3 separate regions of the Homo sapiens genome follow, and all the other regions are linked to region 1. A link is a contact called in ENCODE Hi-C or POLR2A ChIA-PET data. All regions are on one chromosome and are shown on one strand. Each heading gives the region's core, a stretch centred on a gene start or an enhancer-like site at or near the end of the contact. The rest is flanking DNA. Distances are from core to core; before and after follow the strand shown. Region 1 overlaps TSHZ1 (teashirt zinc finger homeobox 1). Region 2 overlaps ZNF407 (zinc finger protein 407). Region 3 overlaps ZNF407 (zinc finger protein 407).

The links. Hi-C counts contacts between places; a loop is a spot of excess contacts on that map. ChIA-PET counts read pairs that join two places held with the same protein, here RNA polymerase II (POLR2A). Pooled maps may share reads with other maps.
Region 2: POLR2A ChIA-PET joins it to region 1 with 17 read pairs in H1. The contact joins two enhancer-like sites. A Hi-C loop is called at or near these places in 1 of 168 maps with a recorded cell type or tissue (naive thymus-derived CD4-positive, alpha-beta T cell) and 8 of 50 pooled maps. POLR2A ChIA-PET finds 5 or more read pairs at or near these places in 6 of 52 experiments (CD4-positive, alpha-beta T cell, Caco-2, H1 and 3 more).
Region 3: a pooled map shows a loop between it and region 1 (2.1-fold over the local background). The contact joins two enhancer-like sites. A Hi-C loop is called at or near these places in 1 of 168 maps with a recorded cell type or tissue (ascending aorta), 10 of 37 single-sample maps with no recorded cell type and 6 of 50 pooled maps. POLR2A ChIA-PET finds 5 or more read pairs at or near these places in 3 of 52 experiments (HEK293, MCF 10A and naive thymus-derived CD4-positive, alpha-beta T cell).

What each region holds. Positions count from the first base shown.
Region 1 is chr18:75,225,476-75,228,175 of GRCh38, forward strand. All of the region lies in intron 1 of TSHZ1 (teashirt zinc finger homeobox 1), which reads left to right. Among named protein-coding and RNA genes, the nearest start is that of TSHZ1, 16 kb to the left of the region's middle. Within about 2 kb of position 1,325, at least 4 of the 41 ENCODE cell types and tissues checked have a DNase peak (open chromatin) inside an H3K27ac peak, as active enhancers do.
Region 2 is chr18:74,941,311-74,944,010 of GRCh38, forward strand. The region is part of intron 8 of ZNF407 (zinc finger protein 407); the gene reads left to right. Among named protein-coding and RNA genes, the nearest start is that of PTGR3, 270 kb to the right of the region's middle. Within about 2 kb of position 1,386, at least 3 of the 41 ENCODE cell types and tissues checked have a DNase peak (open chromatin) inside an H3K27ac peak, as active enhancers do.
Region 3 is chr18:74,805,503-74,808,202 of GRCh38, forward strand. The region is part of intron 4 of ZNF407 (zinc finger protein 407); the gene reads left to right. Among named protein-coding and RNA genes, the nearest start is that of ZNF407, 210 kb to the left of the region's middle. RefSeq lists enhancers at 443-1,642, 1,627-1,676. Within about 2 kb of position 1,354, at least 10 of the 41 ENCODE cell types and tissues checked have a DNase peak (open chromatin) inside an H3K27ac peak, as active enhancers do.

The DNA of each region.
Region 1 (2,700 bases), core at 75-2,574:
ATCTCTGTACGCTTGCCCCACAACCTCAGCATGCCCTTTGGAACATCAGAAGTCCCCCACAGCCTCAGCAGGTCTTCTGAGAACTAGGAATTAGAGCCCCACTGTCGTGGAAATCAACTCGTCATCAAGTAGGGCCGACAATGAGACAGCTGACCATCCTCCACATTCCGAGCCTGAAGGGGAAAGGTTTTCCCAAGGAGAGGTGCTGGTGGGCTCGCACGCCATCCTGAGCACAGCAGACAGCAGTTAATGCAAGACTATATCTCGGTGGCGGGTTTTACTTAATGTTCTTTATTATGAAGAATAGCGATACCTCAAAGCCATACATTTTTTGAGAGTAGCTTCTCCATGTTGATTTTTCTTTGGATGGGTTGCTTAGAACGGAGCCAAAAGAGAGCCACTTGGTGGAGAGGCAGGTTTGCACTTTGCCCTGTTTTTGTGTATGTGGATGTCAAATGTCAATTTGTTTGGTAAAATGTGAAGCTGAATTTATAAATCTGTGCTAAGCAATTAGTTTGGAAATTAGTGCTATCTCTAGGAAAATCCCCTTAGCAGGCATCAGATTCAAACGATGCAACTCAGTAGGTGTGGGGGCAAAACTGCAACATATTTTCAAGGCAAAATCTTACAAATATAAACATTATATCAAATATAAACATATGTTTGCAGTGTACAAATGTCTTGCATATTCAAAGCAAATAAGTCCTGATGGGGGAGGAAAAAGTATTTGGATGTAGCCGTTATGTTTAATTTTCCTCACACAGTCAGTAGATAGTCTGTGTCTGCAAAGGATTGGTCCTTTCTTGCTCCCCACTCACCCAACTCTGTGGTTCTAGAACCTTCTATTAATTCCCATTGGTGAGCCCATGAAATCTTTGATTCCTTCTTGATTGCTCTCTGAAGACGCCTATCAGGCACTGTCTTATCTGTTTGTAAAGCAGCTCAGGCCCCAGATTTAAGTCATGGGTCTGGCTACAAGTTAGAGTGTGATTAATAATTGACTAATGTAGCTTTTATTTATCACAGGCTAGCACATTTCGCCATTACTGAGTTAATTTATGTTAAGTGTAAGCTGTCGTTCAATCTGTTTTTCAACTTTTTTTTTTTTTTTTTAAATCCTAAGTCTATCTTTCACTTTTGGAGAAACAAAATCCTCATACAGGGCACAGACACACTCGATGCCAAAAAGTTGATTTCCTTTTCCCTGGAGCCATGCATCACCAGCCCTCCCAGCCGCAGTGTCAGCCCCTGACAGAATGACATGTGTCATTTATCAAAGGGGCCAGGCCGGGCCTTGGGAAACGCCGCCGACAAAGCCTGAGAGAGTTCATTTTGCAGTCCCTCCTACCCTCTGTGAGCCCCTTGCCAGGAAAGCCTGTGATGTTTCTGTCTTCAGAGCATTACTGTAAGTCCTTCAACCTTCACAGAATTAACCCTCCCCACCTCAGCCCGCTGCAACAGCTCCGAGGTCCTGCCTGGGAAGGTTCTGAGACCCAAAGGAGTGATTGTTCCAAGCCCAGGAACACACAAGCCCCCGGCTCTGTAGGGACACCCCATGGAGTCCCGGCTTTCCGTGCAGAAAGCATGACCCAGGTGCCCCTGCATCTCCCCACTTTCTAGCAGGCTTTAAGGATTCAAGCCCTGAGTAATACTCAGTGAGACAAGGTCAGAGGCATAAAGAACCAGCAGCAAAGCATTTCCCTGGTATCCAAATTCATAGGTCCCCCACTCCTGCGGCAGAAGTTTGGTCTTCTATTTTTTTTTTTTTTAGAGTCTGCCTAATAAGTGTTTTACTCCAGGCTATTTTTGAAACCACCTACTAAACCCGATAGATGTTTCTTCTTTTTCTCTGTTGCCTAGAATTTGTAACCCCATTCCCGCCTGCATAAAGACAGTGATGAGGTTCGAGTCTAAAAGTTGCTAAAAAAGGATATTTTGGAGGAGGAAGAGAAAGGGCCATTTTTGCCCCCAGATTGTTTACTTTTTATATAAGTTCCCAAACCACTAGAAAACCACCAGAAAGTGCAAAGGAAAAAAAAAGTCAGCCAGAGGAGAGCATGCTGTGAAAATATAAAAGCATTTGGCTAAAATAAATGTTTTTTTCTCTTGAAGAGTAGAGTTTTGCATTGTAATCATGTGTGAGAATGTGAGAAAAGTTATTGTTTCTCTCATCCCCACCCCTTTGTACTTCGTACAGTCCCTACCACACTGAAGTTATTTACAGCATCAGATACCATTTAAAGAGATAGTGAAGGAGACTGTTGCCTTCGCCAGGAACTTTCCAGAAAGAAGTCCTATAAATTAGCCATTGCTCAGGAGTGGCTGTTTCCTAGGCGGAGCTAGCCCTTTCATTTTTCTGCATAAGGCTAATTTATTTTTGCAGCCAGATGTGGGCTGACAGCCATCACTCAGGGCTTCCTTCCCCCGCCGTTAGGAGGTCTGGAAGACAGTCACGTTCCCCATTTTGCAGAATCCCCATCAACATTATTGAAGATGGATGTATCTTTAAAGCAAAGATTGATTGTGGATATCGGAGTTATGGTGTCATTTATCATGGTGAATATTATTTAGACTTGGGTTGTACAAGGCTGTAACTTGAGACACAGCCAGGGGAGGGACAACCTGAAAACGCGGATCCATGAATTTTAATGGATGGATGCTTTTTTCAAAGCTCAACTCACTATAGCGTGATTTACTTTT
Region 2 (2,700 bases), core at 136-2,635, 280 kb before region 1:
TCACCACCCTTTTCTTGTGCTCTCTGGCCTCTTGCTCACTCTCCCTTGGCTGTTTGGGCCATGCTGCAGGAGGGGCATACTGGGTGGGCACATTTGCTCCACAGGAACCTGCTTTCATGTAGCTCCAGCTTGTAGTAGGTTTTCTCACCGATGGTTCATTAATTGAGGGATCATGATATTCCAGGCATAGAGCAAAAAGCAAAAACACATACACAACACATAATGTACTATAATGGGTTGCTAAGCAAATATTTGAATATAGCATTTCAAGTATAAATAGGGTTGTAATAAATCAGAGTTGCTGAGAATGGTATTACATGGGTTAAGCATGTATGTTATTCCTTTCTCAAGTAGCAAATGGAGTTGCTGGGTCCCCCTTCGTTTCTTTCCTGTGCCTATTGGTGCCAATATAGAGCTACAGAAAAATGCTTTCGTAGGCTAGGATACTTAGCTTTGAGGCTGAAGTCTCCAAAATAAAGGAAAAACTTTCGCAACAACGGTGATGATGTTATTCGTTGAGGATTGTTTTATTCCTTCATATAAGAGTTGACAAAGGTATTCCAGGGCTCGAGTTATTTCCCACCTCATATGCAGATTCTCCATATTCTCAGAGACTTCTGCAGGATGGCAGGATTGTGTTAGAATAAAATCGGTTAGACTAAAAATAGATGATCTTCATTTCCAGATTTGGATGCTCCATGTGTTGGGTTGAAGATCGCTGTGGTGTGGATCTGATGGCTGGATTAACTGCCATGCCCTCATTAAATTAGATCATGTGTGAAAGTTCTTTGCAAACCATTTAGTGCCATGCATTTCTAAGGTATTATTAATATAAACTAGAGGAAAGGAGCTTGTGATTCTTATGTCCACCAGAAACTTTTTTGCACGAATCTCCCCTGCAGCAGGGAAAGTGGCTTTTGAAGCTGTGAAGTGCGCTGCAGTCTCACAGGTGCTCGTTATCAGAGAAAAGTGAAGATCATCAGCCTTGGCTATAGGAGGTCTTCTTTATCTTGGATGATCTGGCAAGATTTTATATTTCTTCTGTTTGTTTTCTATCTGAGCTAAAGATTGATGCCAAACATGGAGGAAAGGCTGGGAAAGTACCTACCCCAGCATAGCTTGGGATCAGAGAGCTAAACAGGAAACCCAGTCTTGATGCGAATCAAGCATGACTGGAGAACAGAAACCCAAGACTTTCCCTACTTTGACCGGTTTGTAAGAAATCTTTTTAATCTTTCTGACCTGAAGTTTAACATTTTAAAGATGTTAGTCATTTCAGAAACGTGCTTTTTATAAGGCAGTTGGTGCCTGGGCCTCCAGTATGTTTTTATAGGGACCTGCTGGTCCACGGGGCGGCTGGAGCCCTGAGTCTGTCTGCCTTGGTGCCCATCTGGGGCGCTTCCTCTCCATGCTTGTCTGGCAGTCATGCTTTCACCCACAAAGCCTCAGTGGGGACCAGATACTCAGTAACGTACTTGGCTGATATGCATGTGTTTCTCATCTCCAGCATCTTATGAGAATCCACTTCTTTTCGAGGAATGAAAAAGTGTTAGATCATATTGCAATATCCGTATTATTTTGTTTTATTTATTTATTTTTTATTTTATCTTTTTTTTTTTGTTTGAGATGGGAGTCTCACTCTGTCGCCCAGGCTGCAGTGCAGTGGGACAATATTGGCTCACTGCAACCTCTGCCTCCTGGGTTCAAGCATTCTCCTGCTTCAGCCTTCCAGGTAACTGGGGCTACAGGCACATGCCACCATGCCTAGCTGATTTTTTTGTACTTTTAGTAGAGACGGGGTCTCACCACATTAGCCAGGATGGTCTCGATCTCCTGACCTTGCTATCCACCTGCCTTGGCCTCCCAAAGTGCTGAGATTACAGGTGTGAGCCACCATGCCCAGCCAAAAAATCCATTTTTTAAATTTACAGCCCAGAGAGATATAACTAATACATTTTTATTTTCCTGAGAATTCTGATTCTTCTTAGGCTGATATTACGTTAATAGTGATTTTAGCACATTGCAGTTCTCTTTCTTACAGCTGTTACTTTATGTGTGAAGCATTTATTTTCCATCTGAAGGATGAGTTATTTGTCTGAATTGCTGCCCTATTGAAATTTCACAGTATTTTTGAAGGGAACTGGACCATGAAAACACAGTTTGTTTGTCACCCATAAGGCGTAGAAATGCATATACTGAAAAGAGAATGCAAATAGCGATAGACTTTGCTATTTAAATTACCAGACTTAAGATATTAAGAGTTTAGTTTTGAATTTACATTATTAGTTGATCAATACGTTAGACTGTTTGGTGAAATTTTGTCACAGCTGCAAAGCTAAAAACTAATGTTGGAAGAACGAAGTCATGGACTATTTCCCGTGAAGTAACTAGAATGAAGCCCTTAGTGTGTCGGTTGTCGTAGTTCCAAACCTACAGTCTGTTCTCTTGCTGTGTACAGTATGTACCTCATGGACCGCGAGCCCAATAATTGGGACCCTGAGGATAGCGTGGGATTAGTGTTGAAGAGTCACTATTACAGTGACTATATGGAAAGTTTCCCAGCATAAAGTGACACTCTCGTTCTACTGAACAGTTTTCCCCTTCGAATTTCTACAAATTATGCTAGATATTACCTGTATCTCATCCAAAAGAATGTGGATTGCTACCAGAAATAAACTAGGGTGTTAGGAAGTAATATTT
Region 3 (2,700 bases), core at 104-2,603, 420 kb before region 1:
TTAAATCTAGCATTATCTGATTTTTTGATTCCATAATTATCTTTTGTTTTCCCCACAACTTTTTATTTTTATAATGGGAAGAGTAAAAATATAAGAATGTTATCAATACATTTATGATACTTTGGAGTAGAGACCTGACTTCTGTTAAACTGAACCAAAGTTTTCCTGTTGCTGTTTGATCATTGTTAGGTGGGAATGAACACCATCTGTTAAAGGGTCTCCACCTGGTATAGGTAGAGACAAGAGTCAGTATAAATTATATCTGCAATTTTAACTGGAACTGATTATAATGTTTTGAAGTCATTCATTGTTCATTGTTTTAAGACAGATTTGAGCATTGTGCAAGCAAATGAAGATGTTACGTTGTGTGAGAAAATTGAGATACTCCTACTTGACTTCTCGACTCGTCCTCTTTCATTCTTTGTTTAATGGAAGAGCTTATGGATGTATATTCTACAGACTTTACTATTTCCAATACATTTTTTTCCTAGTGATGTAACTCTTTTTGTTAAAAATTTTCTTGAGTTTTTAAATGATTTATCCTTATACACTAGAACTTGGGAAAATATCTTAAAATAATACTAAACGAGTAAGATTATACTTTGTAGAACTCCAAGCCATCACGTGTGCACTTAGGTTTCCTGCCAAATCTGGAGCAGTGGCTGGATGGCGCAGGGCCTGCTGTGACTGCAGGCCCACACCTTGGCTAGGCCGCGCCCCTTACTTAGGATTACTTAGGTTTTCCTTAGTATGGCTAATGTTGATTGTCTTTATCTTATCTCAGAAAGTCTGTGGCAGTTGTAAACTCTCAAGCTTTTGACAGTGGCACAGTGTGATATGTTGGGAAGTTGATTCACCTGTCAACCTGGTTGTAATTCACCAATCTCTGCTTTAGCCTATGCCAATGGGGGGTTGTAGGAGGAAGGCGAGAGCCAGGGGTGGAGGACCTGAGTTCCAGTTGGTCCCTAAGTAGCTTTATTTCCATGGACATAGCTTTTTGACTCTCAGAGCCTTAGTTTCATTTTCTGGAAAGCAGATATGATAAGATGTGGACTGTTGTGAGGATCAAACAAGATGATAAATGAAAATACTGTAAGGGAAATAAAATGACAACATGTCATAGTGGATAAAGCTCTAGCAGAGGATGATTAAGATCCAGTACCTGAGTTTAAATCCTGTCACCTCCATTTTATTAACTGATGCAATTTGTCCGAGTTACTTAACCTCTGAAACTCCGTTTATTCAACTAAAAATATAAGGAATAATACTCCCTTTAGAAAATTCTCATAAGGAGTAAATAGAGTGAGACTGAGTAAGTGTCCCAGCAGAGTGCTTGACATGTAGAAGCTATTCTAGGACTATGAGTCACCTTTACCTCACACCTATGATTAATTTAGCAAAAATTTTCTCAGGCATGGCATGGTTTTAGGTTCTAAGAATGGAGTGGTGAGCAAAATAAACACTTCTTACCCATAGAGCTTACATTGTTATGGCAGAACTGGAAAGTAAGTGAAGAAGCACATAAATAATTTCAGAAAGCAGTAGATGCCATGGAGATAATAACGGGAAGCAACAGGTGATTGTAGATAGATTGTTTACAGTAGGCACCTCTGAAGCCTTTTTAAGGCTTTTCGGGCAAATTAGCCTGCATTATTTGCAAGAAGTAATGCAAAGAGAGTCCCTGTATTCTGAGGCTGAGTAGGAACGTGAATGATGAGAAAGGCAGCATTAAAGAGTATTCTAGGTGGAGGGAACAGAAAGTACAGTGAAACTGAATTAGGAACTGAAAGTGTTGGGCTGCATGTGCTGAAGGAGGGTCCTGTGGCTGTAACACACATACAGGCCAGCTTGTAAAGAGACATGAGCAGGGTCCCGAGAGTCATGGAGGTAGTCTTCGTTGTGCATGGATATTCATGGGAAGGTTTTCACAGGGCAAGCAAGACTTTGAACAGTCACACTAGTTATGCTATAGTATGGTGCTCAAGTTCCCCTATGATAGTATTTCAAACTTCTGTATCCCCTGCCCCAGTTGTTGGCAACTGAGTATTTTCATCCTAAGTACAGAAGTTGGACAGGATATAATTTCAAGTGTAGAATAAAAATTGACATAGTAAAGTAATATTTGTACCACTTTAAAATGTATCCAATAGAATGTTAACACCATGATGATTTGATTCCCACCGTCCATTCATTTAAAAGTACATGAATAAGTTCTTTAACTGTCAGAAAATTTGTTTTTCTTCTTGAACTCACATCCCTTATTTCCCCCACAGATTTTATTGTATTTGTATGTGGACATATTTTAATGATCATCTTATCATTTCTGGGTATCAGTACATACTCACGGACACATACATTGATGTAAGGTTTTTTTAATTGTTTTATTTTTAAAAAATAAAAGATGAGGTCTTACTATGTTTAGCCTAGGCTGGTCTTGATCTCCTGGGCTCAAGCGATCCCCCACCTCAGCTTCTCAAAGAGCTGGGATTACAGGAGTATGCCACAGCACCTCACATTTTTTTTTTTTTGAGACAGAGTTTCACTCTTGTTGCTCAGGCTGGAGTTCGATGGCGCGATCTCGGCACACCGCAACTTCCGCCTCCGAGGTTCAGATGATTCTCCTACCTCAGTCTCCCGAGTAGCTGGGATTACATACATGTGCCACCACGCTTGGCTAATTTTGTATTTTTAGTAGAGACA